Linked DNA regions of Homo sapiens: region 1 is linked to region 2. The links are chromatin loops, found by intact Hi-C in ENCODE. Cell type or tissue: heart right ventricle. All regions are shown on one strand. Each heading gives the region's core, and the rest is flanking DNA. Links, peaks and the distances in the headings are about the cores only.

Region 1 (12,680 bases), core at 2,126-10,125, 570 kb before region 2:
GGAAATAATCTCAAGAGATTTCACAGCTTTTCTCTCTTTTTTTTTTTAAAGACAGGGTCCCTCATTCTGTCACTCAGGCTAGAGTTCAGTGGTGGCCCTGCAGCTCACTATAGCCTCAACCTTCTGGGCTCAAGTGATCCTCCCACCTTAGCCTCCTGAGTATCTGGGACTATAGGCATGCACCACTATGCTAAGCTAATTTTTAATATTTTTATAGAGACAGGGTCTCATCATGTTGCCCAGGCTGGTCTCATACTCCTGTGCTCAGGCAGTCCTCTCACCTTGGCCTCCCATAGTGCAGGAATTACCGGCATGAGCCACTGAGCCTGGCCCACACAACTTTTCTAAATAATTTCAGTATATAATAAGTCCTCTCCCTTTTCAATATTTAATTCCATTCCTCTAGCTACAGCTCAAATACACAATTAAGAGAGAATAAATGTCTTTTTATGAGCTGAGTGTTTTCTAAACATGAAGATTTTTGACATCTAAGATTCTGAGAACATGTGTTGGCCCTGCTTGCCTTAACCTAGTTATTGGATATAGATTATTGACTATAACGTGGTCATTTGCAAAAAAAGAAAGAAGGAAAATTTGGTATAGCTCTCTACCCCCAGGCAAGTTGGGAGAGGAACATAAGGAAAATAGATTTGGAGCCTGAGACCCTGGTTCAAGTCTCAGTTCTACCATTGGTCAGCTATGTGGCCTGTGGCCAGTTGTACCATTTCACCTGGCTTGTCCCTCATCTGTAATCTAGGAGATGGCATATTGGCCATGGAATACACCATAGGATTTTAAGGTGCACAAATTAAACAGATACAAGCACATGGTGACAAATGAAGATGGCTTACTATTGCATCTTTCAGTTCACTGGCCAGCAAACTGCATTTCAGCAGTCAGCTTGTTCAGATTCTACACAATAGACAGCAGGTCAGAAACTCAGTGGCTAATGGATAAAGCCTGCAGCTGGTAATGTGCCATGTCATACACATTAGCATAGCCTAGTACCACCAAACCAAAATCCTGTTCCACCTACTAAATGGCTGTTTTTACATGTCTGTTGAAAATAAAAAAGATTATCAAATGTATTGCAAACTGTAAATGTCATTTTAAGACCAAAGGTTTTTTGTCATTTCCTTTTGTAAGCTCTTCATCACCTGCCTTAACAATTTTCTAGTGACTTTTCTTTTAACAAGCAGGTATCTCCCACAGCTCTTATAACTACACTTTGTGTGTTTCATCCTATAATCATATTTTCTCTTCTCAAGCATCTGGCTTTGTTTTCTTTATCCTTTTTAGATGCAAAACTTGGACATGACACTCTTCTCAGCTATGCCCAATAAAATGATAATGTTCATAGATATCTTGTTAGCCCCTTATTAAATAGCTTAGCGTTACAGGCTTTTCAGCTTGTGGTCCACGGTGATCCCTGAGGCTTCTACTGCTGCATATAGCTGGCCACTCATTTCCCTATGCTGTATGTATTAATATGCCCTTATACTGTTAAATTTCTGCCTTTTATAGATGGACAATTTTTCTTTACTGCAGTCACTTGGATATCTTCTTTGTCAACTTAATCATCCCTACTTCACTTGTTTTCCCCCAGTCCTTTGGAATTAGTGTCTTCTAAATTGTGTTCCGTACGGTACTCTATTGGATAGAGTACAGAACTGGCTAGTGCTGAACACAGTGGGAGGAGTCCTCCTTAATCATTATCCTCCACATTATCTGTCACCCAAAGGCTTGTTATTTGTACAAGCAATCACAGGAAACCCGATCAGCTCTCCTCTCCTTGGTATTAGACCAGCATTCAGCCATTGCCCAGATTTTGCCACAGCCATTTGACAGGTGACTAATTGCTTCTCTCTGCTTCCTGAAAATACCATCTTTAGCAGGCCAAGCTTGTCTAAAACCCCCTTGCCATTCCTAAATAGTAGATGACTCCAAGTTTTCCCATCAGCAGCTTTCTACAACACAGACAGTGGCTGGCAGATGTTTTTCACAGGATATGATGATCTCAGTGACGATGCAGGAATTCACAGTGGTCTCCCCAGGCCTCATAGGTTCAGCACTCTGGGCCTTGACTGATGACATTCAGGCTTCCCAATCCTGTGTGGCTCATCGCTTGGCAAAGTCAGCAAATAGATGTAGGTCCTCCTTAAAGCAGCACCCGCTGAGAGTAGCATCTTTTTTGCAGATTGGTCATCTAGCATCCCCTCCTATAAAGCTTCGCCACAGCTGGGAATGTAAAATCACCAGGTTGCTGTACACGTGATCCATGGTTTCATTTGAGCATCAGGTCAAGATGAGAAGTTTGGACAGATTCAGGCTGTCCCAGATCCTCGGTGACCTCACTACCTCTCTTCTTTTTGAAACAGTCTGGCTCTCTTGCCAGGCTGGAGTGCAGTAGCACGATCTTGGCTCACTGCAACCTCTGCCGCCCAGGTTCAAGTGATTCCCTTGCCTCAGCCTCCCGAGTAGCTGGGACTACAGGTGCATGCCTTCACGCCCGGCTAATTTCTTGTATTTTAGTAGAGACGGGGTTTTACCTTGTTGGCCAGGATGGTCTCAATTTCCTGACCTCATGATCCACCCACCTCGGCCTCCCAAAGTGCTGGGATTACAGGTGTGAGCCACTGCGCCCGACCTCTTTTATATGGGGTATCATGTACTTGTGTATCCTCTCTTCCTTTTCAAAATTAATATCCTGACATGACCAGACAGAATCTAAGGTTGTTCCTTTTTAGGAAAGGAGAAATGCCCTATAGCTTATAGAAAAATTAAAGTTAGTAGTTTCTTCATGTAGAATTTAGAGACAACTTGAGTAAATTTCTAGTGATTCCAATTTGGCCATACTCAGTTAAACTCACTTCTTATACATTGAGAAAAGTAACATATTGCAGTTATTATTTCCTGTTACATCTAATGCTCTTTTCCTTTTGTTAGATATTATTGGTTCATTCCCTTCTTACGTAATTCCTATGACAAGATTTAACTCTCTGTGAGTAAAATGAAATTGCAGCCTATTAAATTAACATGAAATTTCCAGGATAATGAAAGAGCCCAGCCACACAGCTCCCCTTAAAAATTATGAAGCTGATAGCTTCATGGTAGTTGTATTGTAATTTAATCTACTTCAGAGATTCTTAGGTGAAGTGTATGGGTGCACATCCCTTGACGCAGTCTCAGGCCAGTGGGTTGGTCAGCTGCAAGGAGCCCACCCACAGCTGTGCCCAGAGACAGACTCATTTTAGAGTGGGAGGAGTTGAGGGGCTAATGCAGTATTTCTTCAACCCAAAAAAACATGAGAATACTTTGGAAGTGTGTTAAAATACAGATTTCTGGGGCTCTGGAAGATCTAACACAAGCCCAGGATTCCCCAGTTACATCAGTACCTACAGGTGGCCATGTTCTGTGGCTTGAGAAACACTGCTGCCGCGACTTCACCTTCTTCACCTAGACAATATGGAACTGGATTTTGACCGTCATAACAATGTGTGTAATTCAACTGGATGAGAGTGAGCAGTAGGCCTCAGTTGGTGTGAACACTTGGAGGACATTTTACCTAATCTTCCAGGCATCATTCCTCCTTTACTAAATTAAATATCTAGGATTGGGACACAAGAAAGTATGCTTTAGAAGAGCTCCCAGGTGACGCTCACAGGCCCACTGAATTAGAGGCCCTGTGTACTGAAGTGCACAGCTTCATGCTGTGAGTTGTGTGCATTAAAGAAGAAAGCCATACCAGTGAATTGTTCATTTGTTTCTCTCATAACCTTTGTGCCTAAATCTAATCAATTAAATGGGGCTGTCTCAATTAGAACCACTAGTGAAAAGAAGTGCACTGGCATTTCACACCTGGGAGCTAGTGTCAGCCCATTGTGTTCATAGATAAAACCAAGGATCGGGGTTGATCTTATTTAACCAGTTATCCTTTTAAGAATACATGTGAAAGCCAGGTGTGGCAGTGAGCACTTGTAGTCCTGGCTACTTGGGGGGCTAAGGTGGAAGGATCGCTTAAGCCCAGGAGGCTGAGGCTATAGTGAGCTATGATTGCACCACTGCACTCTAGCCTGAGCAATGGAGCAAGACCCTGTCTCAAAAGCAAAAACAAAAATTAAGAAAATAATAGCCTTATTTTGTCTGTTTTGGGACTTTATATAATATAAATAGAATCATACTATCTGCATTAATTTGTGCCCTGTGTCTTTAAGTCAACATTATGTTGCTAAGATTTATCCATGTGTTGCAGGTAACATTAGCTTTTCTCCATGGCTATGTTATAGTTACAGTGTGAGAATATAGCAGCTCATTTGTCCACTATACTGTTGATGAACATTTGGATTGTTTCCAATTTTGGATATTCAGAATCTTTGCTTTTTTTTTTCCTCTTCTTTTTATTTTTTTGAGATAGAGTCTCATTTTGTCACCCAGGCTGGAGTATAGTGGTGTGAACTTGGCTCACTGCAGCCTCAACTTCCTGAGCTCAAGCAATCCTCCCACCTCAGCCCCCCAAGTAGCTGGGTCTACAGGCACATGCCACCACACCTGGCTAATTTTTTTTATTTTTTATGGAAACAGGGTTCGCCATATTGCCCAGGCTGGTCTCAAACTCCTGAGCTCAAGTAATCTGCCCGTCTCAGCCTCCCAAAATGCTGGCATTACAGGTGTGAGCCACTGCACCCAGCCAATATTAAGAATTCCTGTACATGTCCTTTTGTACACATACATATATGTTTCTTTTGAGTTTCTGGGAATGCAATATCCATGTCAAGAATATACATATGTTCAACTTAGTAGGGTCTCTGAACTAGTTTTCCGAAGTGGTCATAACAAGTAGCACTCCCACCAGCAGTGTATGAGAGCTCTAGTGCTTCGCATCCTTGCCAGCACTTGATATTATAAGTCTTTTAATGTAACCATTCTGGTAGGTGTGTAATGGTCCTTCATTGTGGTTTTAATTTACATTTTCCTAGTAACCGATGATGTTGAGCACCAGTGTTTATTGACCTAGGCTCACTGCAACTTCCACCTCCCAGGTTCAAACAGTTCTCTGGGCTTAGCCTCCCAAGTAGCTGGGACTACAGGTGTGCACCACCACACCCAGCTATTTTTGTGTTTTTAGTAGAGACAGGGTTTCATCATGTTGGCCAGGCTGGTCTCAAATTCCTGACCTCAGGTGATCTGCCTGCCTTGGCCCCCAAAGTGCTGGGATTACAGACATGAGACACTGCACCTGGCCTATTGTGGGACTTTTTAATATCAAAATAGCTTCAAATTTACCGAAAAGTTGCAAAGATAGAGTTCCCATACACCCCTCACCAAGTTTCCCGTGTTGGCATCATCTTACATTAGTGTAGTACATTTATTATAGCTTGAGAATCAATATTCCTTCAGCACTGTAAATATGTTATCCCCCACTCTGTGGGCCTGTAAGGTTTCCACCAGGAAGTTTGCTGCCAGATGTATTGGAGCTCCCTTTTATTTTATTTGCTTCTTTTTTCTTGCTACTTTCAGATATCCTTTCTTTATCCTTGACCTTTGAGAGTTTGATTAATATATGCCTTGAAGTAGTCTTATTTGGGTGGGATCTTTTTGGAGTTCTGTGACCTTCTTGTACCTGGATATTTATATCTTTCTCCAGGTTTGGAAATGTTCATTATTCTTTTGAATAAACTTTGTGCCCCGATCTCCTTCTCTCGCTACATCCTCTTTAGGGCCAATAATTCTTAGATTTACCCTTTTGACAGGACAGGCATGGTGGCTCATGCCTGTAATCCTAGCACTTTGGGAGGCCAAGGCTGGCAGATCACTTGAGGTCAGGAGTTTGAGACCATCCTGGCCAACATCGTGAAATTCTGTCTCTACTAAAAATACAAAAATTAGCTGGGCATGGTGGCGGGTGCCTGTAATCACAGCTACTTAGGAGGCTGAAGTAGAAAACCTGGGAGCAGAGGTTGCAGTGAGCCAAGATAGTGCCACTGCACTCCAACCTGGGTGGAGACTGTCTAAAAAAAAAAGAAAAACAAATTTACCCTTTTGAGGCTATTTTCTAGCTCTTGTAGGCATGTTTCATTCTTATTCTTTTTTCTTTTTTCTACTGTGACTGTGTATTTTCATGTAGCCTGTCTTGAGCTCACTAGTTCTTCCTTCTGCTTGATCAATTCCGCTGTTGAGAAACTGATACATTTTTCACTTTGTCAATTGAATTTTTCAACTCCAGAAATTCTGCTTGATTTTTAAATTACTATTTCAATCTCTTTGATCTCTTTGTTAAATTTTTGATAGAATTCAGAATTCCTTCTATGTGATATCTTGAAGTTTATTGAACTTGCTCGAGGACAGGTATTTTGAATTCTCTGTCTGAATTCTGTGTCACTCTGGGATTGGTCACTGATGCCTTATTTGGTTCATTTGATGAGGTTATGTCTTCCTGGATGTTCTTGATGCCTGTGTACATTCATCAGTGTCTGAGCATTGAAGAGTTAGGTATTTATTCCAATCTTGGCAGCCTGGGCTTGTTTGTACCCGTCCTTCTGGAAAAGGCTTTCCGTGTATTCAAATGGGACTGTTGTGATCTTAGTTTGTGGTCACTGTAGATGTATCAGCACTAGGGGGCACCCTAAGTCCAGGAACGCTTTGACTCACCAACTCCAAGAAGCACTGCTTTGATGGGCTTGGACAGGATAAGGGAGAATTCTCTGGGTTGCTAGGCAATGTCTCTCTCTCTCTCTTCCCTCTCAGGAGTCTCTCTCTGTGCTGGGTTGCCTAGAGTTGGGGAAGGTGATTCAAGCACTCCCATGGCCACCACAGCTGGCACTGCACAGGGTCAGACCTGAAGATAGCACGGTACGGGGTCCCACCCAAGGCCCGTGGTGACTGCTGTCTGGCTACCACCAATGATTACTCAAGGCCCAGGGGCTGGTTAGTCAGCAGGTGGTGAATCCTGCTGGGTCTGGGCTTTTCGCTTCAGGGCAGCAGACTCTCTTCTGGCCCTGGGTGGGTCTGGAACGCCACTCAGGAGCAAAGTTCTGGAATCGAGGGCTTCAGGATTCCACCTGCTTTATTTTCCTGTGGATGAGCTGCTACTCAGGTTGTAAGACAAAGCCCTCTGTAGTCTTTCCTTTCCTTTCCCTAAGTGGAAGGAGCCTCTCCCCAAACTTCCCTGCCTGGAGTTGGAGGACTGGTGGTGTAGGCATTCCCTTGGCCACCATGGCTGGTGTCACATGGGGTCATGTGCACCCCAAGTCCACTTCTTCTTAAACCAGTGCAGCTCTGGGGCTTGTTCAAGGACTGCAGTCCCTGTGGCCTGACTGCCACTCATATGTATTCAGGGCCCCAGGCCACCTTGGTCAGCTGGTGGCAGAACCAGCTGGGACTCAGCTTCCTCCCACTCTGGCTGAGAATTCCCCTCTGGCCCAGAGCTGGTCTAAATGCTCTGTCCGTGGGTGCCAGCAGAATTCTGCTCAGTGTTGTGCTCTGCTGTAACAGGCCAGCAGTGAGTTCCAATGCAAAGTCCCACACCCTCTCCCTCTCTGACGTGCACAGATTCTCTCTCCAAGCTGCTGTGCCAGGGGTGGGGGAGGGAGCATAGGCGATGCAGGACCATCTTTCCCACCCTCTTCAGTGGTTCTTTCCCCTTGATATGATGTGACAAGCAGGTATTGTGATCACTCACCTGATTTTGGATTCTTATGAAGGTGCTTTTTTGTGTGGATAGTTGTTCAATTTGGTGTTCCTGTGGAGGCACAGTTGTTAGAGGGTTCTATTCAGTTATCTTCCTCCCCAAGTCAATATTGATACAGTATTATTAACTAGAGTCTGTACTTTATTTAGGTCAGGACGATTCATTTTTGACAAATGAAAGTGCCATCGAGGAACGCTTTGGGACCACATACTGTTAATTAAACCTCAAGTAAAAATAACTGAAAGTCTGTTGTAGCAAGAGTCAGCCATCTTTGGTCTCACCCCATGCTGGAGAACTCAGAAAGGCTCAAATAGTGTGGTCCTGTGAGACCACTGGGCAGGAAGTATGAAAATCCTACAGTTAAAGGCCTTCCACTTTTAACATGAGTTTTAGTCAACTAAAACTCTCATCCCTTATTTTGAAAATCTTGCCTTTTTCTGCTCTGGAACTCTTGAAACCCCAGAGTTTTGGACTCTTTAGTCATGCAGACTTTAGTTGTATAATCTTTTTTATTTTTGAGATGGAGTCTCACTCTGTCACCTAGGCTGGAGTGCAGTGGCGTGATCTTGGCTCACCACAACTTCTGCCTCCCGGGTTCAAGCGATTCTCTTGCCTCAGCCTCCCAAGTAGTTGGGATTACAGGCACACACCACCATGCCCAGCTAATTCTTGTATTTTTAGTAGAGACAGGGTTTCGCCATGTTGGTCAGGCTGGTTTCGAACTCATGACCTCAGATGATCCACCAGCCTCAGCCTCCCAAAGTGCTGGGATTACAGGCGTAAGCCACCCCGCCCAGCCCTAGTTTTGTAATCTTTAACCAATGTTGCCCTAGTTTTGTAATCTTTAACCGATGTTTGAAATACATCGACCAGCAGCTTCCAGAGCCAATAGGAATGCCAGCTGCCATGGGGAAGGAGCACTCACTGTGCCCCTTGGCCTTGGATGTGAGTCTGAAGAGCCATAGCCCTGCTTGAGTCTCCTCTCCCCTCCTCAGCTTGGTCCCAGAGAGCATCACCACAATCCCTAGTTGTGAGGAAAGCAAGACAGAGGCATGGAGACGGTAGACCTTTTACTTCTCTTTCTTCTGTCTCTTGCCACTGCCAGACTTCCGTGACAAACGTCAGTGGTGCCAATGTGAAAAAAGTGAAAAAAGTTGAAAGTGTCCCTGACAGTCTTAAGTATTTTTACTTTTTAAAGTGCAGACTAAGCCCTAGTGGTCATCTGTCACTTTGAGAGCAGACATTTAAATTATGATGAGAAAGCCAGGAAGGCCAGCCAGGCATCGCTGTTAATAGTTCATGAAAAATTCACTGTTGTTCAACCCAGCCATCACCCGTACCCCGGACAGCACTTTTATAGCTGACATAATGATCCTGAGATACACATGTCTTTGCCCTGCTTCTCCTCAGTACCATGAGCTCCCGACACTCTGCCAGCCCAGTGGTTTTCACCAGTGCCCGGAGTTCACCTAAAGAAGAGCTTCATCCAGCTGCCCCCTCACAGCTCGCACCATCCTTCTCCTCCTCTTCCTCCTCCTCCTCTGGTCCTAGGAGTTTTTACCCTCGCCAGGGCGCTACTAGCAAGTACCTGATTGGATGGAAAAAACCCGAAGGAACCATAAACTCCGTGGGATTTATGGACACGAGAAAGTAAGAGTTACTTTCCTTCCCTTGCTGGTGGCTTGCTTTTAACAGGACAGAGAATAGAAAAGCTTGGCGTGATCTCTTACAACAAAAGAGGCCGGGCTAGGGGGTTGGCAGGAGTTGGTCTGTTGGTGGGATTATGATTTTTTTTCCTAAGTAATATTTTCTTAAATTATTTCTCTGCCTCATTCCTTAAATAAGATTTATTGCAAAATGTTAGGATTTGAGAATCTTAGATCTTGAAAAGAGTGTGTTTGAAGGATACACTTCAGAATAATTGCCCCTCTGGTGCTAAGACCATACTAGTCCCTTTGATTATATTAATCACAGCCTTCCTGTGTAATTCTTAACTAGGCCAGTAGGCACCAGAGGGAATATTACAAAGTGAGTGAGTACCCCTGAAAATAAAGGACTTTTTGACAAGGTAGTACATCAAAAAATTAAATGATTCATTCAATTATTTTGTTTTCGTTTGTGCAAAGGTTGCATTTTGGATGTATACCCTGTGGTCGTTTAGTAAATCTGTTGCTAATTTTGGCTTAGTAAAACTAATAGCTTTATTTAAAAGAGTGACTTATTCATCAGATTTTATTTTGTGTTTCAAATTGGTTTTGTTTCTTCAGTAAGCGTTTATATGAGTAGATTCGCATATAAACAGAAGTAATTATCTGTTTCTCCACATAATATTTCTCTATTGACTTATATTGACTTACATCCTTTAGAGCCCATCATGCCCTTGAGCCAGCCTTGTTGAGTTGGTATCTATCATCTCTTCCCTTTTTTGTCCAGGCGTCATCAGAGCGATGGCAATGAAATAGCCCACACCAGGCTGCGTGCCTCAACCAGAGACCTCCGGGCATCTCCTAAGCCAACCTCCAAGTCCACCATTGAAGAAGATCTAAAGAAACTAATTGATCTTGAAAGCCCAACTCCTGAATCACAGAAGAGTTTTAAGGTACAAGACAGAGCTCAGGGTAGATGGCAATTAGAAACAAGCCAGACATGATGGGGCTATTAACCATAGTCACACTTTCCAGAAAGTGTTGGTTACTGGCTGCTCTTCACTAAGTCTCACTTCCTGCTATCATCCCATTTCCCTGATAACTGGTCCACAGTGTTTGACAGTGCTCTGTCCCTGCAGCCACATCTCATTAGTCATGGTTTCTATTACCTGGTCCTACCCCTACAGCTGTTTATTCTTCTGCTGTGTCCTGCTCAGAGTGCATGATTCCCTGAACATCACTTAGGTGATATGACTTCTTGGAAACTGTGCAGAGACACCTGTGGCTCCTATGGAAAGCTAGAACGTTTTCCATAAGGGTTTTACTGTCTTCTGTCCAGAGGGTCCTCGTCTTCTCAGAAATGGCCCCATTTGCTCCTGACCCTGTCTGGCAAACCTACTGGCCATATATGGTATTCTCTTCACTCAGAGAAACTGCCTGATAGACAGTCGCTCTCATTGCCACACCCCCAAAAGTAAATGTACAGCTGCTGCTTCAATCCAGCAATCTAAGTCTACCCACACACCTTCAGAACTTTCCAAACTCTCTTGACTTCATAAAGCCTTCTATTTTATGCTCAGAATTCCAGACTGTAAATGTCTTCTCTAAAACCCAGTCTCTCTGCACCAAGTCCTGAATACCTGTCCAGTGTGTACGTTTTTGTGTTGTCCAGACCTTTATGTGACCACATGGAAAGGTTTGTGTACTCGTCTCAGCTTGTAAGACCTTTGGAAACTCACTTAAGGCTCTCTCCTTTCTTGTTCTATAAAGTGTGGAGTCTCACGCCCCCGGGGATTGGAATGGGTGTTTATTGAGCTGGGCCTGAAGTTACGTCACTCTGAGTATAGGTATTTCTGTCTGAGGTCTTCTGGGTCTCCTAGGAGAAGGGAGTGCACCCCCAGAAAGGTCATGGCTGCAAACTTTGAAGTCTTCTGTTCTCTAGGTTCTTAGGTGGATGATTTGTAGTCTATTTGAAGAGACTAGAAAGCTTTAAGAAGAACCTTGAGAATTGAATTGATTGAAATGGAAGCTAGAATATTTCCTAAACCACACACCAGCTTCAGACTGTGATCAGAGTGCAAGAGGCATGGCGGGTGGAGCAGCTGTGTGGGGCTGCCGCCCTCAGGCTTCCCTAGCACCATGCTAGCGTGTGTGTGCGTGTGCATGCATCTCCCCAGATAGGCCAGATAAACCCCCTAAACCTAAAAAATCAACATTCATAGGAACTGAATGTACCCCCAAGGACCACTTTAGAGTTTTGTCGAGAAATAAATGATTTGTTAACATGATTTATGTTAATAAATCATTGTACAGATGTAGCCATTCTTGATTTCTGTAATTTCCGTCTCATAAGCCAGCACTTAACAGTTCTGACTCATCATTCAGGGCACAAATGGTTTCCTTAGCAACCTTGCGAAAGACAGTGCTTGAAACTTCTTTCTTTATCCATCAAAACCCAAAGAGGTATATTAAAATGTTCAAGTACCAGTTCAAAATAAAAATTATTTCAGATTTTTCCTTTGAGGTTAAAGGGAAATAAAACCTGCCCTGAAGGGAGTTTTTCTTCCAACTCCTAGTTTAACATTTTTGGCAAGAGGCAAGCTCAGAGCCTTCATTCTTTTGATTTACTTATGCAGTAGAAATAATTGAAGGCAAATGTCTGATTTTGTCCTTATTCCAGGTCTTGGCTTTTATTTCCAAAATGAATTACTTTAGCATTCCTATTTGAAACAGGAGTGTGCTTTCTTTATGTTGTGACTGTATTACTGTGAGACTCCGCGAAGAAAGTGCTTCTGCTGGCTAAACCATCACAGTGAGAAGGCTGTAAGCAGGAACTGGGAATAGGCCCAGGTTTTCTCTCTCCAGTTTCATCTTATTTGAGCAGGTTTAGTTTCAGATGAGTTCAGCTTAGTAGCTCCCTTTGTCTTCTGAGAGTCGTCATCTGAATGATGGAGGCTCTGCTGTGTCAGTAAGGCTGGCATGCCCTTGAGAGGTCTTCCAGGCCACTCCTGGCTCAAGGCTCTGAGTCACTGCCTCAGGCTTCAGGATACTAGGTGTCATGGCCAGCTTTGGGCTGTGACACTCCAAAGCCACTCATGTGCCACATTGATTTTCCTGGATAGCCAGTGCTACCTATGAGTTTTTGTTAATATTGAGTGGCAGGGTCACTCCCAGGCTCATTTGTCAGCAGAGCAAGGACCTCAAGAACAGTGGCAGAGCTACAGCACTCTAAGAAACCTCACTGGCAAGCAGAGATAGGATAACGTTATTTTCCCCAAGGGTGGCATACAGTCTGACAAGTGAACAGACAGTAGTGCCAGTGCTCTCAGGTATATACCAAAGGAGGT
Region 2 (12,680 bases), core at 2,251-10,250:
AATATCATAAAGTTTTGCCCCATGTTTTATTCTAGGAATTTTATAGTTTCAGGTCTTACATTTAAGTCTTTAACTTACTTTGAGTTGATTTTTATATGGTATAAAGTAAGCATTCAATTTCATTCTTTTGCATATAAGTATTCATTTTTTGCAGCATAATTTATCAAGGGACTAACCTTTCTCCATTGTATATTCTTGGCACGCTTGTTGAAGATCAGTTGACTGTATATGCATGAATTTATTGCTCCACTGTCTCTTCTGTTCCATTGATCTATATGTCTGTCTTTACGCCAGTAACATACTATTTTGATTACTCTAGGTTCGTTATATATTTTGAAATCAGGAAGTGTGATGCATCCATTTTTGTTCTTCTTTCTCAAGATTGCTTTGGCTTTTTGGGGTCTTTTGTGGTTCCATGAGAATTTTAGTATTTTTTTTTTCTATTTCTGTAAAAAATGCCCTTGGGATTTTGATGGGGAAAGCATGGAGCCTGTAGATCACTTTGGGTAGTATAGATATTTTAGCAATATTGTCTTCTAGTCCACAAACACAGGGTATCTTTCCATTTTTTATGTTTTCTTTAATTTATTTCATTGATGTTGCCTCAGTTTCAGTGAATAATCTTAAACCTTCTTGGTTAAGTTTATCCTAGGTATTTTATTCTTTTTGCTGCTATTGGAAATAGGACCCCTCCCCTCCCCTCCCCTTCCCTCCCTTCTTTCACTCTGTTGCCCAGGCTGGAGTGCAGTGGCACAATCTCGGCTCACTGCAATCTCCACCTCTCAGGTTCAAGCAATTCTTCTGCCTCAGCCTCCCAAGTAGCTGGGATTATAGGCATGTGCCACCACACTTGCCTAATTTTTGTGTTTTTAGTAGAGACGGGGTTTCACCATGTTGGCCAGGCTGGTCTCAAACTCCTGACCTCAGGTGATCCACCCACCTTGGCCTCCCAAAGTGCTGGCCTCCCAGGTGCAAACTACCACACCTGACCAGGATTGTTTTCTTAATTTCCTTTTCAGATAGTTCAGTCTTAGTACAGGGAAATGCAACTAATTTTTGTATGTTGATTTTGTTTCCTGATATTTCACTGAATTTATTTATTAGTTCTAACAGTTTTTGTGTTGAGTCTTTAGGGTTTACTGCATATAATATCATGTCATCTGCAAACAGAGATATTCTTACTTCTTTCTTTCCTGTTTGGATTTCTTTTTCTTGCCTAATTGCTCGGATTAGGACTTTCAGTAGTATGTTGAAAGTAAGTGGTGACAGTGGGCATCATTATCTTATTCTTGATCTTAGAAGAAAAGCTTTTATTTTTCGTTAGTATAATGTTAACTGCGGGATTGTCATATGTGACCTTTTTTATTTTTATTTATTTTTTTGAGACAGAGTCTCACTCTGTCACCCAGGCTGGAGTGCAGTGGCGTGATCTAGACTTACTGCAGCCTCCGCCTCCCCAGTTCAAGTGATTCTCCTGCCTCAGCCTCCCAAGTAGCTGGGACTATAGGCATGTGCCACCATGCCTGGCTAATTTTTTGTATTTTTAGTAGAGACGGAGTTTCACCATGTTGGCCAGGCTGGTCTCAAACTCCCGACCTCAGGTGATCTGCCCGCCTTGGCCTCCCAAAGTGTTGGGATTACAGGCATGAGCCACCACGCCCAGCCAACTTTTTTATATTGAGGTAAATTCCTTCTATACCTAGTTTGTTGAGAGTTTTATCTTGGAAGGTCAGATGCTTTCTCTGCATCTATTGAGATGATTGTGTGATTTTTGTCCTTCATTCTGTTAATGTATATTATATCAATTGATTTGCATATGTCAAACTATCATCAGATCCCAGAAATAAATCCCACTTGGTCATGGTGTATGGTACTTTTAATGTGCTATGGAATTCTGTTTTCTAGATAGGTGAGACTTTTTACATCTATGTTCATCAGGGATATTCGCCTATAGTTTTCTTTTCTTGTAGTGTCTTTGTTTTGACTTTGGTGTCAAGGTAATACTGGCCTTATAAAATGAGTTTGGAAGTGCTTTCTCTCCTTCAGTTATTTTTTTAAGACTTTGGGAAGGATTGGTGTTTTAAAAAAATATTTGGTAGAATTTGCCAGTGAATCCATAATGGAAATATTGTATATAGGTAATTTAGTAAGTCAAGAATTGTCCCTCAAAAGGTACTAGAAAACTCAGTTCTTACTTTTAAGACTCTTCTAATTATCCTGGTGGAATGGCTTCTGGAATATCACCATAATACTGAAATTTACTCCATAATACTACTGAATGGAAGGGATCCAGTGCTGGAAACTTTACATTTGACCAGGTGCAGCCCTCAATACTAGGACAGTTTGGCTAGGGGGCTACCCCCACAGGTAGCAGGGAAGAAGGCTGCATTGGTTTGACTGGGATGGAAGAAGAATAAGCTAAGTAGTCTGTCAGAGTTTGCCAGGTTAAAGAGGAAAGATGATAGCACAGGCTGGAGGGAGGTCAAAGTCACATTCTGGGGAAACTAGATGTATGTTGACCAGTAGGGGCAAGCCTAGTATGGAATGGTGGGTGACAGTGAACATTGAGGGCCAATGAGATTTAGAGAATGAATTGAGGAGTGAGGCTTAGGGGAAAGAAGGCCGGGCACATTAGAAGGCTCAGAGGTCTAAGAAGCATGAGGAAGATTGTCCTCCAGAGAGCTGTCCCCTTGAAGGAGGTGCGTTGGCATGATCTTGTCATGAATTTCTCACCCTGTCAGAAACATCTTATGTAGATTTTTTAAAGGGCAACAGTTTTCCTGCTCACTCTGAGTACCTGAACCTTGATTCTAAGACTTAGGTAAGGTTCACTTGGCCTGGATGTTTATAAATGCCAGTACCAAGGGGAGTCCTTGAAATGGCATAGAAGATGGCAAAGGGCTCTGCAGAGCCACGAAACCCAAATTTAGAAATGAGAATTACTAACAATGCATATACAACATGTCTACAATAAACTAGAAAGGATGATATAGTTTCTGATAACAGTCTTTGAACTTTCCCTACCTATGAAATGGTATTAACCCTTAATCAGCAGCTCAGGAAATAGTCCACGGTAGATCCTCATCTTTGTATTTCCTTTACTGTCTGGTTACTTACTGAAAAGTGGTAGCTGAGGCCGTATCTCCTAACCTGCATGCTCTCCCTCTCTATTTTCTTTGTCTCCCATGTTCTCCCTACAAAGTTAGCATTCATTCATTCATTCTTATTTTCTTTCTTTCTCTCTCTCTCTCTCTCTCACTCTCTCTCCCCCTCCCCGTTTTCCTGTGGTATTGAAAGCTTATTGTCAGGATGAGCCCCTTATTGCTTGGAACCCAATCTGTGTCCATGAATTGCCCATTTCACAGAATCACGAAAGCCACGCTGCTTCCTGAGCAACACAGCTAAGTGGCATTCCCCACCCCTGCTCTTAGCAAAAGTTCCTCAGGACATTATTGTTGAATTACTCAATGCCTATTATCATAGAACCTCATGTTCACGCTGGGAGGTAGTTACTACTACCTTTTTCAAATGCTGAAACACAGGTTACCTGCCCGATACCTCTCTGCTATCAAATGTCAAAGGTGAAATTCAGCCCAGGTCTTCTGACTCTACATCCAGCATTCTTTATAGAGCTAAATCTCTCTTCCCACAGAAGATAGAAGCCCACAGTTCTCACATACTTACAAAACTTAAATAGAGTACATTATCTCATGTGGACAGGTGGTTATGACTTTATAAACTAAGAAAATCTAGGCAGATGTTTAGTCAATGTCAAGAAGTGTAAACATGACCCTAATTAATGGATTTGCTGAAAGTTATTGGTCTCTCCTTGTCAGAACTGTTGTTTTCCCTGTCACTTCTCAGATTGGATTAGAAAAAATTAAGCATGAAGAAAATTGGCATTTAAAATGTGTTTATTCTTCACTATCAAGACAGATAGAACTTTCCATTCAAAAGAGAATGAAAAGTTCATTTTGGCATGGTGAATCATAAATAAGAAAAACAGAATAGAGAAATCCTAGGACGATCAATCTCTCATAAAATAAAGAAATCGAGATTTTATCGCAAAGAATTCTGCAGCACATAAAGGCCCTTAGGACTGGACTGATCTCCGAGTTCAAGCGTTACACCCAGTATGCTGCATAAACCCTATTCAGTGTTTGGGCTCATTCTCAAGAGGTTGACATCCTTCCCATTTTCATATCACCTCCCTGGTCCACCTTTGCTAGGTCACAGGTTTTTCAGGCACTTTGCATTCTGCCCTCCCTCCTCTCAAAAGACTTCCCGGCATGTTTTCGATAGCTTCACACCTAGCAGATGGCAGTTTTTCTTCTGACCTTCTGCCAGCCCTCTTCCTTCCTCAGCTTCCTTCCTCTCCACAGCTTCCATTTAAGGTATTTTGGAAGTCCCTCGAAATGGGTCCTTGGTGAGTAAACCCCTTTATTGAGTCTCGGACTTTAAGAAGTTCTTGGCTTCATGGGACCCCCTTCTTCTAGTTGACACTTTTGGGGATTGATTTCAAGAATCATCTGTTGCTGATAAGTCAGTGTGGCTTCTATTGCTGCAGAAGCAAGGAAGAAACTAGGCATATAGTGGAAGAAAATGCGCTTAATTAGAAACTGGTCCTCATTAGGGATTCTTAAAGGAAGTGCTCAATTTGCACCTATGTTAGCAGAGCCTCACACGGATTAATTAAAAGCTGCTACTCTCACCAGCAACACCCTTCATGGCTGGGTTGAATTGTTTGTAGCTGTCAACTCTGTGCCAAGGGCAACAAGGTTTGAATCTGAGTTCTTTGAAATGCAGGTTCTTTCACTCACTATGCAGAATCTAGGGATCCAGACTCTCAAGAGGCAAAGCTCTGGAAGAACAGGTGGAGTGAGTATCCCTCTGGCTTCTGCTCCCGCCAGATGATCACCATGCCTCTCAACTCTACACTCTTTTCCCTGCCTGTGCTCCAGTTCACACTCTCCACATCCCTGGGGCCAGGCTATACCTAGATCCTTCTGCTTGATCTCTCAGGCTCCGATGTTTCAACTCGTCATTCCCTAGGCTATTAACTTCAAGCCCTTAGATGGCATTCAAGCTCCTTGGTGACCTCTCTGCGTCCGTCTCCATCCCCATCTGCTTCCGTGAGCTTCATAGGCAAGCCACTCTCCATAGTTATATGTCCCTCAAATACCCAGCATCCCCATGCCATCATTTCAACCAGACTGTCCTTTTTCTTTTCCCACCTAAGGAAATTCTATTAGTTCTTCATGGCTGGGTTCAAATCCACCTCCTTCACTCTCCAGGAAGACTACATTATTCTTTTCCTAACACTCCTGAAGTGCTTGTCCTCTACAGCATTGCTGCACATATTTTGTTCTGTTCTTTATTACACTAGTCCATATGGCTTTACTCCCTGCTGAATTTAAACTCTTCAAGGGCTTGATCTCTGTCTTATTCATCTCTGTAACCTCACAGTACCTAATCAAGTTCTTTGAACAAAGCCAGTGTTGAAAAGTGTTTGTTGAATTGAGAACAGCAAGCCAGACTTTCTGATGGGCTAGAAAGATATACCTAGAAAGATAGAGCAGAGTAGCATTTCTAAAGATGGAAAGGACAAGCCTGGCTAAAATCATGCTCAAAGAAAGGTTTTCTTTTAGGGTCCTCATCACATCACAATAGCAAATTTTTAAAAAAAGAAAGGGCCGAGCACGTCAGTATAGTTACCGAGCGTACTTGTGTACTGGGCAAAGTACTGAGCGCAATAGAAAGTTACTAAAAGAAAGAACAGATGCTTTTTCTCCTTTAGAGCTGGTCCCTTTTCAAAATAAGGCCTCAAAGTGCATCCCATTATTAACCCTGAAATAGTGGGACACAAACGTCCAGATAGATATGTGCATGCCAATACGTGTTTAAAAATCTGGCGTCACACAGCACACTCCAGAGGAAGCCAAGCCTAAGAGACATGAACACAGTAACACGGTAGGGAGCCGTGTGATCCAGACTGTCCTAAGCAGAAGAGGCCCCGGGTGGAGAATTCTCACACTGACAGCCGCAGAGCCTGCCTTCCCCAGTGTACTGGTTTTCCCAGGGCATCAAACATTTTATTTAATAAGCTACATGTTTGAGTCACAAGCGTAGACTTGACACCCCTGTATGGTCAACTCCAGCTGTCGTTTGTTCTCCTCCCCTCTCTTCTGGCACAGTGGCTGGAACCTGTATCTGGTGTATCACAACGCTCCATTTCGCTGATCACACACAGCCAGAAGTGACAGTCGCTTCTCTCACTGCCAAGGACAGAGGAGACTCTGGCTGGACAGGAGAAATTCAGGTCGAACCAAGGCAAGTGAACGATGGAATTAAAAACGGCTGAGAAATCCCATAGACTTAGAATTACTCATATCTGCAGACTAGAGGGAAATGAGTTGGTCCTGATGACAAAACAACCCTTTCTTTTCTCTAGTCTGTTAAACTTCTATTTTCCCGTCAGACTGTTTTAACAATGCCCTCTACTGGGTATTTTCAAAACTGCAGGGTTCTGCAGGCCTGACCTGCTCTTGTTCTCCTTGAGTAATTCTTTCTGCAAGATGAACTGAACCCAAAGTTTTCTTCACATAAGCAAGATGTTACTGATGTATAGTTTCTTAAGAGCATAAAAAGTGGACCAGTGCATCCCCTGGAAGGAGGGCCTCTTGCCCTCTTGAGAGATTTCTTTGTAAAGGTGCATGAGGAATTGAAATCTCACCACCTCCTGAACTGGCCCAGAGCTGTCCTGGCATGGATGACACAGGGACCTTGACATGGGCTGATGGATTAAGAACAATGTTACATTTTCTGAACGCATCACTTTTCCAACAGCTCTTGATCTCACATGTGAGGCTCTTTCTCATCCCTGAAGGCTACTGACTTTTCCCTGGATATATTTGTATTGTGATTATTCTGCATATCTAAGAATTTCATCCCTTTCTAACCGCTCCTCTGCCAAAACAGAAACCAAAAAAAGCCAAAACATCACTCTGTGCTAGTTAGTTTCTTTGACCCCTCTTAAAGAAACTCTAAACAAAAAATCTGCGTCCAGTTATATCCAAGGGGGTGTTCTTACTGGGTATTCCCGTCAGAACCTCCCATCTGTCTATTTTGGTTCATTCTTTGCCATTATCATGTAACAAGTTCAAGATAATTGTGTTTCATCTCCAGTTATTATTCATAGTCCCTCTGCATGTTGAAGATTGCTGAGACAGCACAGAAAAATAGTAAAGCAACAGATGAGGTCTGTTTGCAAAAAATGTAGAACAATTCGAGGTGCAGGATGTTCTTCAAATTGTGATGGGGTGAGGTTTTGAAAAGTTCTTCGGATGGGCTAGTGTTTGTTTTCTCTCTCCCTCTCCCTCTCTTCCCCCCTCCCCTTTCCGCTTTCCCACTTCCTCTCTCCTCCTTCCTTCCTCCCCATCCATTTCTCTTAAATAGAAACAAAATTCCATATATTCTTAGAATCCATAGGATCCATATATTCTTAGAATCCATAGGATCCAGCATTGCATTTTATTTAAAAGCAAATGCCGACCAAGTAGTCAGTAGCACCCTTTCAGCTCCAATAGTTGGTGCTATATTCTGTACTCAGCAGTAGACTCATTTCATTATTTTGGAGTATGGACCTGAAGAAAATGAATATCAGACATGGGCTAAGCCAAGGCCAGTTAATAAATATTTTAGGCTTTGCAAACCGTATAGTCTCTGTAGCAACTATTCAACTCTGCTCTTATAGCACCAAAGTAGCCACAAATAATAGTAAACAAATGGGCATGGCTCTGTTCTAGTAAACTTACTTGTGGAAACGGGACAGGCTGAATTTGGCCCACAGACCCTCGTTTGCCAATCCCTGGGCTAAGCTATTGCAGGGGTACTGCTGATGGATATGCGGGCTGTGTCCTGTGTGACAGTGCCTAGCCAAGGGGGCAAGTGGGACCTGAAATACAACCCATGCTCTGCTTCTCCACGCCTTCCACCACAAGAGGTCCTTTTTGTAATTCAGACAGAGGTACCATTTGTTCACAGGCTGTCTCCAACCAGAATAAGCACATTTCCTAATGGATTAGGGTACTTAACATGGTTTGCATAAGTGGGAGGAAGAGGGACCTGATTTTCCTGTATTAGGATAAGGGTTACCTTTGATCCCAATGGCTGTTATTGAAATGACTAAAGCCACATGGTTCAAACATGGCTGCCTTAGCCCACATCTACAGACTGGGAGTAGGTGGTGGGAGCAATTCCAACAGAGATGTAGACTGGGAAAGTGCCCCAGGTAAGAGGAACCCCAAAGAAGGTGAGTTTATTGGTTAGGGGGCTTGTTGGATATTATTACCAAAGCCATAGTCCCTTTATGAAGTTTGTTCTGTCCAAAAATGTGATTTAGGCCACTGTATGAGTCCATTCTCACATTGCTGTAAAGAAATACCTAATGCTGGGTAATTTATAAAGAAACGAGGTTTAATTGGGCTCATGTTGCTGGAGGCTGTGCAGGAAGCATGGTGGCATCTGCTTGGCTTCTGGGGAGGCCTTGGGAAAACTTAGAATGGTGGCTGAAGGTGAAAGGAGGAGCAGCACTTCACATGGCCAGGGCAGGAGGGAGGGAGAGAGGGGAGCTATCACACACTGTTAAAGAACCAGATCTCGTGAGAACTCTATCATGAGAACAGCACCAAAGGGGTGGTGCTAAACCGTTCACGAAGGATCCACCACTATGATCCAATCACCTCTTACCAGGCCCTATCTCCAACATGGGGGATTACAACTAAAATGAGATTTGGGTGGGGACACATATCCAAACCATAGCAGCCACCACTCTCCATCTTAGAATGGTAGAATAATAAAATTAGGAGGAAACTTGGTATGCTTTTGCATGCATTTTAACATCAGAACCCTTTGTTCAGGCCGGGCGCGGTGGCTCACGCCTGTAATCCCAGCACTTTGGGAGGCCGAGGCGGGCGGATCACGAGGTCAGGAGATCGAGACCATCCCGGCTAAAACGGTGAAACCCCGTCTCTACTAAAAATACAAAAAATTAGCCGGGCGTAGTGGCGGGCGCCTGTAGTCCCAGCTACTTGGGAGGCTGAGGCAGGAGAATGGCGTGAACCCGGGAGGCGGAGCTTGCAGTGAGCCGAGATCCCGCCACTGCACTCCAGCCTGGGCGACAGAGCGAGACTCCGTCTCAAAAAAAAAAAAAAAAGAACCCTTTGTTCAAATAAAATCTTATCTAGAACTCCAGTATACGCAACTGTGAAAAAGGGAGAGTGCTCTGGTGCAGCTGGAGAGGAAAGACAAGGAGTGCCCTCAGTAACCCCCTCCCCAGATCCGGCTGGCCCAGAGAGAGCTGCTGAGACTCCCCCAGGACCCAGTTTGGAGCCACTGATCTCATCACTGCATAGGAGGGAGAGAGAGAGGGGAGATATGAAACAACGGAGGCAAAATGAAATAAAATAATCTTAGGTGACAACATTTTTTACCAGGTTTTGTTGGTATAAAACACCCTTTCCTTTTCAGTTCCCCTACCTGAAAGTCTTTGGTTGCTTATATATATTTAGGATGTTTTTATATAGGGTAATATAGAATTGTAAGGCTTAATATAATATTAATATTTGACATTCTATTGGATTTAAGCAGCCAGTGGGAAGAGAGTAAATAAAAATAACTACACAAAGGAAACTGCTATTAGCGTTTGTTACCATGTGAATGAAATAGCACATCAGCTGTGCATTTAAAGATCTGGATAGAAGTTTGTTTCAGTTATTTGTTTGTTTTGAGGTACATTTACATACAGTGAAATACATAGCTTTTAAGTACACAGTTTGATCTGTGTTGACTATACTTACGTAACCCACAGCTCTACCAAAATCAACAACATTTCCATCATGCGGGAAAGTTCTCTTATTCCCCTTCCCAATAAATCTTTCCCACCCAGAAGCAATCACAGATGTGATGTCTATCACCACACTTGGTTCTATTCTAGGACTTTGTATAAATGGAATCATACCATATGTACTCTTTTGTGTCTACTTTGTTTCACTTAGCATAATATTTTTGAGATTTATCCATGTTGCAGCATATGGCCATACCTTTTTCCTTTTTATGCCTGAGTAGTGTTCCATTGTGTGAATGAATATGCCAGTTTATCCATTCTCCTGTTTATGGACACTTGGAATGTCTAAAAGCTGCCATGAAAAGCCTTGTTCAAGGCTTTTTGTGGACATATATTCTCATTTCTCTAGGATAAATGCCTAGGAGTAGAATTGCTGAGTGATAAGAGTGATGCATATCTTTTAAGAAAAAAACTATCAGAGTTTTCACAATTATCCATTTTACACATCCATGCAATATATGAGCATTCTGATTGTTCCACATCCTTGCCAACACTTAATATTATCAGCCTTTAAAATTTCAGCTATTCTATTTGGTGTGTTTCTCATGTAGTTTTAATTTGCATTTCTCTGTAATAATGTTGATTGCCTTTTCTAAGTGCTTATTGGCTATTCACCTATCTTTTGTCAAATGTCTATTCAGATGTTTGCCCTTTAAAAAATTGTGTTGTCTTTTTATTGTTAAATTGTAGGAGTTCTTTGTAAGATACAGGTCTGGGAAATATTTTCTCCCAATCTGTAGTTTGCTTATTTTATTGAGATTGTCTTTTGATAATGAGTTTTAAATTTTGCAGTTAAATTTATGGATATTTTTCTCTTATGGTTATTGCGTTCTGTGTTTGAAGGAATCTTGCCTTCCTCAAAGTCACAAAGATTTATCTTATATTTTCTTCTAGAATATTTATACTTTTAAGTTATACATTTATGTCTATGATTCATCTTGAGTTAATTTTTATATACAATATGTGGTAAGATTCAAAGTTCTTTTCTTTTTCCACATGGCTATCTAGTCATTCCAGCTCAATTTCTTGAAAAGATGTTTCTTTTTCAATTGAATTGCTTTGATATCTTTGTTGAAATTGATTTGGCCATATATATGTAGGGCTACTTTTGGGCTTTCAGTTTTATTTCATTGTTCTGTTTCTATTTTATTTCACTAAAACCACACTCTTGATTTGTATGTTTATAGTTAATCATGAAATTAGATAGAGTAAGTCCTTCAACTTTGTTCTTCTATTTCAAGAATGTTTGGGCTATTCTAGGTCCTTTGCATTTCTGTATAAATTTTAGAATCAGCTTATCGATTTCTACAAAACGTCTTCAGAAATTTTAATTGAGATCTATTAAGTCATTAGATAAACTTGAAAAGAACCAACATCTTAAGAATATTGAGTTTTCTAATCCTTAAACATGGTATATATTATTATTATTATTATTTTTTTTTTATACTTTAAGTTTTAGGGTACATGTGCACATTGTGCAGGTTAGTTACATATGTATACATGTGCCATGCTGGTGCGCTGCACCCACTAACTCGTCATCTAGCCTTAGGTATATCTCCCAATGCTATCCCTCCCCCCTCCCCCCACCCCACCACAGTCCCCAGAGTGTGGTATTCCCCTTCATGTGTCCAGGTGATCTCATTGTTCAATTCCCACCTATGAGTGAGAATATACGGTGTTTGGTTTTTTGTTCTTGCGATAGTTTACTGAGAATGATGATTTCCAGGGACATGGATGAAATTGGAAATCATCATTCTCGGTATATATTATTTATTTAGATCTTCTTTAATTTCTCTCAACAGTATTTTGAGGTTTTCAGTATATATCTCACATACCTTTCATTAAAATTATTCCTAAGTACTTTCTGTTTTGGGAAGCTATTTTAAATAGTATTTTAACATGTTACATTGATGAATTCTTTATGTAGAAGGTTTTTTTTTGAAGATTATAGAATTTTATGTATCTACCAGGTTTGCTAATTTGTTTTAGTTTATTTATATCTTTGATTAATTATAGCCTTGTAAAATATTACTTAATATTACATACTGGTCATTTCCTGTTCTGTCTTGCAGATGATTTTATAGCTGACATCGGTCAAGAACTACATTATGGTGGGATAAAATTTTAATTTACTAGAGTATTATAGTGAGGGAAGTTTTTTCTTTCTTATGGAGAGTTTTTATTATGAATGCTTTTTAAAATGCTTTTTCTGCATCTATTTAGATGGCCATTTGGTTTTTCTCCTTTTAATCTATTAATATGTTGAATTATATTGACTAATTTTAGGATGTTAAACAGCCTTTCATTCCAGGGTTAAACTTCACTTGGCCGTGATATATTATTATTATTATGTATGTGTGGATACATTTGAGTTTTTAATGTTTTGCTAATGATTTTTGTGTTTGTGTTAATGAGAGATATTGTCATTAATGTTCTTTTTTTTTTTTTTTTTTTTTTTTCCCCCCCTCTGAGACAGAGTCTCGCTCTGTCGCCCAGGCTGGAGTGCAATGGTGCCATCTCAGCTCACTGCAAGCTCCGCCTCCCGGGTTCACCCCATTCTCCTGCCTCAGCCTCCCGAGTAGCTGGGACTACAGGCACCCACCATGACATCCGGCTAATTTTTTTGTATTTTTAGTAGAGACGGGGTTTCACCGTGTTAGCCAGGATGGTCTCCATCTCCTGACCTCGTGGTCCACCCGCCTCGGCCTCCCAGAGTGCTGGGATTACAGGCGTGAGCCACTGTGCCTGGCCCTAATGTTTTTATAACTTGCTTGTT

What was found. A loop is a pair of places that touch in the nucleus more often than their neighbours do. Peaks named below come from ENCODE experiments on the same cell type or tissue, not always from the same donor. Only the 100,000 strongest peaks of a DNase experiment are listed, where the experiment ranks them.
Region 1: it touches region 2 in a loop (8-fold over the local background); 7 of 110 quality-filtered maps call a loop at or near these places.

The regions. Positions count from the first base shown.
Region 1 is chr14:71,714,550-71,727,229 of GRCh38, forward strand. It overlaps SIPA1L1 (signal induced proliferation associated 1 like 1), which reads left to right. Exons shown (of 24, transcript NM_001386936.1): 18 at 9,098-9,337; 19 at 10,121-10,286. Among named protein-coding and RNA genes, the nearest start is that of RGS6, 210 kb to the right of the region's middle. In heart right ventricle, for the core only: a CTCF peak has its summit at 6,603 (motif pointing right); a DNase peak (open chromatin) is centred at 6,651.
Region 2 is chr14:72,286,093-72,298,772 of GRCh38, forward strand. All of the region lies in intron 2 of RGS6 (regulator of G protein signaling 6), which reads left to right. Among named protein-coding and RNA genes, the nearest start is that of MIR7843, 220 kb to the right of the region's middle. In heart right ventricle, for the core only: CTCF peaks have their summits at 6,509 (motif pointing left) and 6,711; a DNase peak (open chromatin) is centred at 6,149; H3K4me3 peaks cover 508 bases; H3K27ac peaks cover 428 bases.